2 separate regions of the Homo sapiens genome follow, and region 2 is linked to region 1. The links are chromatin loops, found by intact Hi-C in ENCODE. Cell type or tissue: PC-9. All regions are shown on one strand. Links, peaks and the distances in the headings refer to the core of each region. The heading gives the core; the rest is flanking DNA. Region 1 overlaps USP43 (ubiquitin specific peptidase 43). Region 2 overlaps GAS7 (growth arrest specific 7).

Region 1 (5,370 bases), core at 57-5,056:
TTTAAAAATTTTATTATTATTCTTTAAGTTCTAGGGTACATGTGCACAGTGTGCAGGTTTGTTACATAGGTATACATGTGCCATGTTGGTTTGCTGCACCCGTCATTTACATTAGGTATTTCTCCTAACGCTATCCCTCTTCCAGGCCCCCAACCCCCAACAGGTCCCAGTGTGTGATATTCTCCTCCCTGTGTCCATGTATTCTCATTGTTCAACTCCCACTTATGAGTGAGAACTTGCAGTGTTTGGTTTTCTGTCACAAGGAACCTGGCCTTTAGTCATCCGCACAGGACTGCTCTCTCTGGGGAGGGCGACCATGCTGATTACCCACAAGTGTGTTGACTCAAAGCCTTTGTCATTAAACCTGTGCTGAATAAATGCCCACAGGGCCGGCTTGTTGAGGCCACAGCTGCTGACTCTTCACAGCACCCTCCTCGGGGTCTGTAAGTGGCCCATCCCCTAGCCTGCTCTTTCACTGGATACCTGTGTCTGAGTGCCTTCCTTCATCTGTCATTCAGCCAGGGTCTGCAGGTCGGACCTGGCAACCAAGTCTCAGACAGCAGGAACAGATCCAGGCAGAGGATCTGAGCTTCCAGAGGAAGAATGGGAGGCCCCTTTGGCCATCCTGAGCTAGCTCCATCTCTGGCTATGCTCCTCTCTGGCTCAGTGGCTTTCAACTCTTCTCTAACACCCAGGATCTTTGTGGTAGGAAAAAAGCATCCAATGGTTCTCTTATGCTTTCTCCTCAAGGACCACTTGACCAGAAGCCTGCAGCCTATCATCGGATGCATGGCCAAGGTTGGAACCATGACCCTATTGCCTCCATTCCAGGCAGAAATTGGACTCAACCATTTCCCATGCTCTGTTCTCACAGCCTTCTACTGGGTCCTTCTAGAGGGAGAAGCGACCTCAGGGAAGGGGATGCAAGGGTGCCTCAGGCATCCTTGTTGCCGACCCCAGATGGATATATATCCACCAGGGGTCAAGTGTAATTGCCTCTTCCTGAACCTCCACAGTTCAGAGCCTGGAGTGAATGTGTTACAGAGAACACTGCTAAGGCCTGGGACCCTCTCATGATATCCCAACAACCCAAGAGTATTCTAAAGGTTGAGTCCTTAGAAGAGAGAAGCCAGGGAGGTGCATGTCTGAGTTCCAACCCAATCTCTTGGAGGAGGAAGAAAGGGAGACTGAGCTTAGGAAGAGCATGGAAACTAAATGTGACAAATTCCTCTGAAGAGTCAACAGAGGAGAAAGAACCAGATAAAGCAGGAAGACTCCTAGACTCCTATTTACCCAAGAGGACTTGGACAACCATGTCTTCCACAGTGCCTACGCGTACATCAGTGTAAGACTTGAAGAGAACATGGACTTCTTTTGCAATGCAAACACACAGGTTTACTGGTATACATATTGTCCTCTGGGGTCAGGTGGCTGGGTCTTCTTCCTTTCTCTGTTATCTCAGTTCTACCTTCTAACTGTTGCTCTGATCAAAGGCAAGTTGTCTTTTTCACTGGGGTAAAAAATGGACTCCATTCCTCGTTTTTTTTTTTTTTTTTTTTGAGATGGAATCCAGTCTGTCGCCCAGGCTGGAGTGCAATGGCTCGATCTCGGCTTGCTGCAACCTCCGCCTCCTGGGTTCAAGCAATTCTGCTGCCTCAGCCTCCCGAGTAGCTGAGATTACAGGTGCACACCACCACGTCCAGCTAATTTTTGTTATTTTTAGTAGAGCAGGGTTTCGCCATGTTGGCCAGGCTGGTCTCAAACTCCTGACCTCAGGTGATCTGCCTTCCTCCGCCTGCCAAAGTGCTAGGATTACAGGCATGAGCCACCATGCCCAGCCCATTCTCCTTCTTAAGAGAAAAAAAATGTAGCAGAGACATGTCAATGAGTCATGCTATATGTATGAAGGAAGACTTAATTCTTGGGATCAGGTGTCTTTTTTTTTTTCTTTTTTTTTTTTGAGAACAAATGTTTCCCGTCAAAAAAGGAAGTATTTGCAGAAGAAGGACTGTTTAAGTACAGGTGACCTCAACTGTTGAGCCCCAGGCCTGGGGTCAGGCTTAGCAGCTTCTAAGTAAGAAATGATAGGATATTTGTAAGAGTCGCTACTGAAGAGTGTGCAGAGCTTTAGGAAACGGGACAGTCAACTAAGAGTCTGTCAGGCAGATGTGGAACTCACGTCTTTTCAAGTACAAGCCCTCCGGAGAATGGCCTGAGGAGGCTTCCACTTCTTTAGAAAACAGCAAGTCATTGGAACGAAAAGCACTTTTAGATTTTAGAAAGAACTCAAGTAACTACTTTCTGATAGCAATAGCAACGAACCAAGTTTACTCAGCAGAAATGAAACAAGATCATTTATCAGACTTGAATAATTCAGACAGCCATGCGTGTTTCATGGACAGGATTTTATTAAAATTGTACATAGATCTCATATTTAAATTAAAAAATGGACTTTTTTTCTAGTATCAAAATAGTTATTTTTAAAATACCTTGAAAAACTTTAATACAATTTTTAATATATTAAATATTCACCTGAACTCTCAGCCATTTATCTCCCATCTCTCTTTGCTAGAATCTTGCCTTACCATCACTATCATTCTTTTGTTTTTTTTTTCTTTTTGGCATCTTTAATGCTTATCCCAGAAAAGCATTAAAAATAAAATATTTTTCTTTAAGTCCACAATTTAAAAAAAAAAAAGAAAGAAAAAGGAAAAGCCATTGACAGTATTTGACATGACATTGAAGATTCTTATTAAACCAGCCTCATCTTGTTTGCCCACATCCAAAACTCTTTAGTAAATATCAGTTCTTGCCCTGAAACTGGTAATACTGACCCAATAGCATCCTCTAGTGGCCAAACTGTAGCAAAGCACCCAATGATGCAGGAAGGTTTTCGACCTTGGGTTATATGGACCTTGGGTGTTGGAAGTCTAGATATGGAGACCCCCCACCACAAAAAAAAAAAAATTTTTTTTTAGAGATTACAAGACAACGGGTTTCCTGGAAACCCATTCTCAACATGAGCTGCCTACAGTTGCTTGGCAAAGTCCCAAGAATGCCAGCGTCACACAATACTGACACGCTCCATCAAAAGCTGGACTCCGGTAAGGTTTTCTTTCGACCTAAAGAAAGAGTGTGATATTTGACTCTCTGAAAGGTGCCATAAGAAGCCTGCTCCCCTGGAACAGTCCTTTGTGACATGCCCAGTGCACTGCCTCTCGGGGCCCTGCTGGCTTTACGAGGGAGGCGGAGAGAGCTGGGGGCTGACCAGACATCCCTCTCGAGCCGGCTGCCCAGGCCCCTGGCCAGGCCCTCTGGGATCCTGAGGGCAGGAGGTGAGCCTGGAGCCTGCCCGTCCATGGCAGGGCTCAGCCCGCCACTCACCAGGGAGACGGGGGGCACCTGTGGAGAGACCTCTGCCCTCTCATTCCTCCTGTTCTCCTTCTTCCGAAACACGGACCTCAGAAGGGTGAGTGTCCCCTGCAGGGGTCTGTCTAGCTCAGAGGTGCCTCGGCGACTGTCTTTGCTGTTTCCAGAGAATCCCATATAGGGGGAGGGTGGGCTGCTTTTGCTTCCCATCTGGAAGCTCTCCTTCCAGTTCATGGCCTTCTGGCCCTCCGGTCGAGCTGGTTTCTCATGCTCCACTGAAGGCATCACAGTGAGAGGCAGGTCAAACTTTCTGGGAAGCTTGATGTCCTGCCCTGCATTTTCCTTGAGTTTCCTTGCTGTGTTTGGACCATCTGAGTTTCCAGGGGCCAGACAGTGGTTGGGTTGAGCCGAGGGACAGGGCACCCCGGCTGGACCTCTTTCAATGGCCCGCCCACCATCTTCGCTGTTAGCAGGAAGGGCGACGTTGGACCTCGGCGATGCTGACTTCTCATCCTCACCCGCAGTGCCCGTCAACAGCGACACAATGGACTGGCTCGTGGACCGAGGTCTTCGTCTGGATTCCAAGTACTCCACCAACTCGACGGAGGCACCTGGTGGTTTCTCCTTGGATCCAAAGGACCACCGCAGAGGCATGGTCTTGAATGGTCCCTGCTTGGCTCGGGAAGTGGTGGGTGCCTTCATGCTAATGCTTCTGCCTTTCACGCCCCGTACCAAACGCCTGGGCTCCAACCCTCCTGAAAGAGACAGAGAGACTGTCAGTGTACAAGCCACCCTACAGCTGAAATGCCAGTCATCTAACGTTCACTGAGCACCTCTGATGTGGGAGGCACTGTGCTGGGCACTGGAGACACAGCAGTGAAGAAGCCACATAGGGTTCCTGCCTTTGGGGAACAGCAACGGTTTCACCCACTCTTCCTCAATATCCACTTACACGTTTGAAGCCACAGGGTAAGCCAGTGCCAAAGAAGGTATCTACATGCCGGGCAGCACAGACACCTGGCAAAGCTCAGTCTCACGGGCATCTAGCCTTAAGAATGAACATCAGTTTCATCTATCTTTAAATATTCCTATGAAACGGAATGCCCAGCAAAAGTTCCTGCTTTTCTAGGTCATATTAGGTCCTTGTACCTTTCAAATGCAAGAATCTCAGATATCCTACCCTGGGCTAAAAAAGAAAAAAAAAATGGAATTAAAAAAATATGGTGAAAACCACAATTACTTTTGCACCAACCTATACAACTTGTAAAAATATATACACGTGCATGTATTATGCATGCATGTGAAAACATACAAATAAGAATAGAGAAATAGATGCCAAAAACAAGGTGTGGATAGGGCCATGGCAGTGCTGTTTGTGATGGATTTTTTTTCTTAATTCTTTCCTATATCTCCACATTTCTAAAAGGAACATATGTACAACCAAGGTTGTGTATTTTTGCTTAAGAAATTCTCAGTCTTGGGAGGCTGAGGCAGGTGGGTCACAAGGTCAGGAGTTCGAGACCAGCCTGACCAACATGGTGAAACCCCATCTCTACTAAAATACAAAAATTAGCTGGGCGTGGTGGCACATGCCTATAATCCCAGCTACTCAGGAGGCTGAGGCAGGAGAATCACTTGAACCCGGGAGGTGGAGGTGGAGGTTGCAGTGAGCTGAGATCATGCCACTGCACTCCAGCCTGGGTGACAGAGCAAGACTCCATCTCCAAAAAAAAAAAGAAAGAAATTCTCAGTCATCAGTCACTGTACCATTAAAATGCCTTGTTTTACATGATGTCTGCAATCATTGAGAAAGAAATCTTCAGCTAAAACACACAATCCACCTGGCGCAACTGAAACACACAACCTACATGGCGCAAGGACAGTCACACACATTTGGAGAAAGGTTGCAGGGTGACCTCTGAAGTCTGCCCCACGGGTGGCCACTCTCACTGTGCCACTTCATCATAGTGTTTGAGGGTGCTATGGACTGAAGGTTTGTGT
Region 2 (5,370 bases), core at 96-5,095, 260 kb before region 1:
CTAGTTACCACTAGGAAAATATGTGTTTTGTGTGAATTAGGTGGGGTGGGAAGAGGCTCCCCGGGGCACATCTCACTTCTTCCACTCTGACCGCACTGTTCCTCCTAGAACCTCTGGGGCCTGTGTGGCCATGGCTCTGTTAGTAGAGTGTGGGCAGTCATCCGGGATGACCTAAGACCACAGGGATGGACGTCCAGAGAATGCAGAAGGGTCTCAATCCAGCATCTCTTGAGGCCTGGAGCTGCCGCTTCAGTCTTACTGTGACTTGGTCAAGGAGCCAGATGTGTTGTAAGCAGATTAGGGAATCTTGTATTGGAAAAGACCTGGACACGGCTTCCTCCCTGTGGGTAGTATGGTCCTCTGGGGTGACTTGTCCTGCTGCTGGTGAGGTCACCCAGCCAGAGCCCCAGTGGCTCTCTCCAGATGTCTGCCTGGCCTGGCCTGGCCTGGCTCAGCACCATCCCTGCCCCAGGCTCACAGTGTCTTTGTGTTATGGGTTGGTCAGATCTCGCCAAGACAAGGAGATGGACTGGGCTGAATCCTTCAGGCAGCTGCATCGTCCCTGATGGGGCCCATTTGGAGGTTAGAGGGGAGGGATATGGTACTTACGGAGACTCTAGCTTGTGGGGGGTCTGGGAGTTGACCAGGCCAGTGAGGGCAGGGAAAGGGGCCTCCCATCGGGTCCCCACATGGACAGCAGCATTCAGACTGCAGGCCAGCGTCCACCTAGGGTTTCAGAGCCTCCTGCAGCCCCCGGAGCTGCTGGCTGCTGTTCTGATTGCCTCTGTACTGGTAGTTCCCTTCATGGAGGGCTCAAGGATGGGGGATGGGGAGAGGAACGGGGACCAGCAGCTTCTCTGTTCAATAGTCCAGATGTTATTTTGGGTCCGCAGTGGTTGGTGATGGCTCGCAGGTAGTAGGCAAACAGTGATGGATGAATGGGTGCAAGGATGGAAGGAGTAGTCAGTGCATGAATTGTGACCCTCTGCCCCAACCAGAAGATCAAAGGTGGTGTCTGCACATCAGCTGGTGGGACTTCCTTTTAAAATAAGGTCAATGGTGTCAGCCACCAAAGGGGTGGTGGCAGCAGCACAAAGGGAAAGTTTTCTGGGACCTTTTCCCTGCTGTTTATTCCTGGAGAGCACATCAGGTGGGAATCTCTCTTGTGCTGTCACAATGTCCGTCTTTCTGTTGGCCCATCTGTCCTTGCATCCTTCAGGCCAGGTGCCGTATTTGAGAGGGCGAACCAGCCGTGGCTTCGACCCTCAAGGAGATAAGGTGTCAAGGTTAGGATCTGAGCTGTCTGAGGGATGGACAAAGTGCTGATTTCCTAGAAAAAAGCTGGATGGAATGTGTGTGTTGCAGGACTTAGGTCAGGTTCTCAAGAAGACTTGAGGCAGATTTACATGCAGGAGTTTCAGTAGGGTGTGTGCTCCTGGGAGCAACCCCCGGGGAAGGAAGGAAGCAGCATTGCAATGCGGCCACCAAGGAGGCCTCGGCAGCGCCGTGGGGAGCTCTGAGCTGGGAGGGGCCTTCAGAATTGTTTGATTTGAGACAAGGGGATTGGTGGGCCGTTGATCCCCTCTCACCCCAGTCATTAGATGTGCACCCTGCACCCCTACTCTAGGCATAGCCTTGGGCACGGCAGCTCTCTTTGGCTAAGGGCGGTTCCCTGAGAGGGACTCAGCTATGAGCCTCTGCAGCTAGAGAGATTTGGGTGGTGCACTACAGCACCCACTCTAGAGAGTCTGGGGAAGAACTCTTTGCAGGGAAGAAGAGCAATCTTGATAGGCTGCATGGTGGAAGAGACATTTTAGTTGAGACTTGATGAGTGAACAAGGTTGTGATATCCAGGGATGGGGGAGCAGGAGGCGGCAGGTATGGGTGAACAATACGGGAAAGGCGTATTTAGAGATCGGCGAGGCAAGTTAACTGGGCCTGAAGTGAAGCCAGTGGGATGTCAGTCTGGATGCAGTCAGGGTTGGGATCCTGGAGCACTTTGCCAGGAGGCCAGTGGACTTCGGAATTGATTCCGTGTGCCATGTTGGAAAGGAGCTAGCCAGGGATTTTCGCTGTGAAGTGACCTCCGGCGAAAGCTGGGCTCTAGGGTGAGTGGTCCACTAGCTGTGAGTGGACGGATTTCAAAAGGCAGGGAGACTGGCTCTGGAGTGACATGGAGAAGACAAGAGGAACGTGATGGAGGGGCATCTCCAGGCCCTGGGAACCAATTAGATATGAGGGATGGGACATAGGGTGGAGCTGGTGATGGTGAGTGAGCCCTGTCCCTGGTTGTCCAGGGGCCAGGGAACCCAGGAGACTCGGAGGAGAGGGTGGAGAGGGGAGCCCGGTCTTGACTCTGTGGATGTGAAGGCAACAGTGCGGCCTCCAGGCAGGGCTGATTCAACGGGCAGGAGAGAAGAGAAGCCTGCCTAGGAAGGAGCCTGAGGCTGGATGGTGCATCTGCTCCTGGGGATGCCCACCTCGCTGCTTTTGCTCATCGAAGCTCCACCGGGCTTGTCTGTCTGTTTTATTTAGTGCTGAGAAAGCACATACCATGTGCCCGATGTTATCCTAAGTGCTTTGTACAGGTGAACCCAATTAATGCTCTTTCCCAGCCTACTTAGGTACCATTTTCATCCCCATTTTATAGTTGAGAAAAACAGAATATAGAGTTCAGATGATTCCAGAGGTCACTCAGCGTATGAATGGCTTATGACGTGGGCCCTAAGCAGGGCAGTGGTCTTTGAAGTAAGTTCTCCAAGGCTTCCTGCTCTTGCCAGCCAGTGGGTCCCTTGGAGAAGCTCCTAAGCCTGCTGGCAGCCTCTCTCCTTGTCACTCCTCATAAAAGACCCTACTACTGTCTGGTTTATGTTCACACCGTCTCTGCTTTCCAGATCACCCTCAATTCTGTTTTCTCTCCCTTAAGACATGAAGGGACCATATTACCCCTGTTATGCCTGCCCCTGGAGTCCAGGTTCACCCTTCCTGAAACCCAAACCATGGGCCTTGAGACCACCAATCACACCTAGAGAGCGGGAGTATTGGGGCCTACGAGACCAAGTAGCCGAACCTCTTTATTTTGGATGAAGCATCAGAGGACCAGAAGGGTGGTGCGATTTGCCTAGGGCTGCACGGTAGTTTAGGAGCAAAGTTGAGTCAAGAACCCAGTTTTGTTTTTATTGTTTGAAACAATTGAATTTTCAGTAATGGAATTTTTAACTAAATAATGTTATATCCTCATATCAGACTAACTTTAAAAATGACTTAGCGCTAGAGGCATGTATGTGGGCCTTTGGTATTGGTACAGTATCTCCCTTGGGTGGACACCTTATTGAACTCATTTTACATAGGAGGAAAGGGAGTCACAGAGAATAAGTAGCTTGGCCAAGGATAGTGGTGGTGAGAGGCAGAGCTGGATTCCAACCCAGGCAGTCTGGGTCTAGAATCACCACACTAAACAGAGCCTAACTACTTTGCTATACCGCCCCCTTCAGTGATTTTGGAAAGTTTTTAAAATTTATTTTTATTTTATTTGTTTATTTATTTTTGAGATGGAGTCTCACTCTGTCACCCAGGCTGGAGTGCAGTGGCATGGTCTCAGCTCACTGCAACCTCCACCTCCCAGGACCAAGCGATTCTCGTGCTTCAGCCTCCTGAGTAGCTGGATTACAGGCACACACCATCGCGCCCAGCTAATTTTTGTTATTTTTAGTGGAGATCGGGTTTCACCATGTTGGTCAGGGTGGTCTCGAACCCCTGACCTCAAGTGATCCACCCGCCTCGGCCTCCCAAATTGCTGGGATTACAGACATGAGCCACCGCGCCCGGCCTATTTTCATTTTTTGAGACAGGGTCTTGCTCTGTCACCCAGGCTGGAGTGTAGTGGCGCCATCATGGCTCACTGCAGCCTCGACTTCCCAGGCTCCAGTAATCCTCCCAGCTCAGCCTCCTGAGTAGCTGGGACCACAGGCACGTGCTACCACACCTGGCTAATTTTTGTATTTTTGGTGGAGATGGGGTTTCACCATCTTGCCCAGGCTGGTCTCAAACTCCTGAGTTTAAGCAATTCACCCACCTCAGCCTCCCAAAAGTATTGAGATAAGACGCATGAACCACTGTGCCTGGACAGATTTTGGAAAGGTATTCACAAAAATTTATACATAAAAAGAATCTATAGTTTGATTTTGTCTCATTTTAAAGAGAAACATATGCTTAGAAAACAAATCAACATATGGATACCAAAATGTTGATGGTGATGACCTCTGAATGGTGGGATGATGGGTGATATTTATTTTTGTGTGTTTTCCTGCATTATCAAATTGTATGTAGTGAGAAAGTATTATTTTTATCACTAGATAACTTCATAAGAAGTCTCTGCTCATGGCAGTGAAATGGGTAAAGTAGTGTTTGGGGGACAATACTATAGCTTGCAGTATTAGTTTTCTCTCTTTCTTTGCTTTCTTTGCTTTCTTTCTTTCTTTCTTTCTTTCTTTCTTTCTTTCTTTCTTTCCTTTCTTTCCTTTCTTTCCTTTCTTTCCTTTCTTTCTTTCTTTTTTTTTGAGGCAGAGTCTCATTCTGTCTCCCAGGCTGGAGTGCAGTGGCACAATCTCGGCTCACTGCAACCTCTGCCTCCCAGGTTCAAGGGTTCTCCTGCCTCAGCCTCCTGAGTAGCTGGGATCACAGGCACGTGCCACCACGCCTGGCTAATTTTTGTGTTTTTAGTAGAGACAGGGTTTCACCATGTTGGCCAGGCCGGTCTCGAACTCCTGACCTCAAGTGATCTGCCCACCTAGGCCTCCCAAAGTGCTGGGATTACAGTTGTGAGCCACTGTGCCCGGCCAGTTTTATTTCTGATTAGAGCCTGTAGCAGGGCATTGGAAGAGAGAGAGGTGACCAGGCAAATTCAGCAGTTACAGCTCAAATGAGACTTAGAACTGCGAAATCAGGAAGAAACTTGGAAGTCACCACCAGGTGGCAGAGGGCCCCTGTCTCTTTACAGGCTCCTGCACCTCTGTGCTTTGGAGTTTCAGGTAACAGTGGACATTTGGGGAGAAATACCTGGTTGGCAACTTCAGGGTTCCAGGAGAAGAGTCCAGAGCCCCGAGACAAAGTAGGGGTGAATGAAGAGGCAGGTTGGGGCAGAGGATATTTTAGAGGATCTTGACATCTCAACAGGAAGTCCATCTCCTTCTGGCCCCAGCCTCATCAAGAAGGGCCCCCAGCAAAAACAAGCTCTGTGGTCATGGGATGGTGGAAGGGGGCAGGGGCCAGGAAGGGAGATGGATGGATATGGGAGCAGAAAGCAGGGTCCTGTCTGGCCAGGGTTGGGGAGGAGGGCGATTGGCTGTCTCTCTTTTTCTCCAGCTCTGA

The links. Peaks named below come from ENCODE experiments on the same cell type or tissue, not always from the same donor. Only the 100,000 strongest peaks of a DNase experiment are listed, where the experiment ranks them.
Region 2: a loop joins it to region 1, with 18 times the contacts of the local background. A loop is called at or near these places in 1 of 110 quality-filtered maps.

The regions. Positions count from the first base shown.
Region 1 is chr17:9,726,708-9,732,077 of GRCh38, reverse strand. It overlaps USP43 (ubiquitin specific peptidase 43), which reads right to left. Exons shown (of 15, transcript NM_153210.5): 15 at 2,391-4,124. The coding sequence ends at 3,088. Among named protein-coding and RNA genes, the nearest start is that of DHRS7C, 62 kb to the left of the region's middle. RefSeq lists enhancers at 3,452-3,952, 3,953-4,453. In PC-9, for the core only: a CTCF peak has its summit at 2,867 (motif pointing left); DNase peaks (open chromatin) are centred at 1,897 and 2,857; H3K27ac peaks cover 402 bases.
Region 2 is chr17:9,981,965-9,987,334 of GRCh38, reverse strand. All of the region lies in intron 2 of GAS7 (growth arrest specific 7), which reads left to right. Among named protein-coding and RNA genes, the nearest start is that of RCVRN, 79 kb to the right of the region's middle. In PC-9, for the core only: a CTCF peak has its summit at 4,932 (motif pointing right); no DNase peak of the experiment used is centred there; H3K27me3 peaks cover 2,500 bases.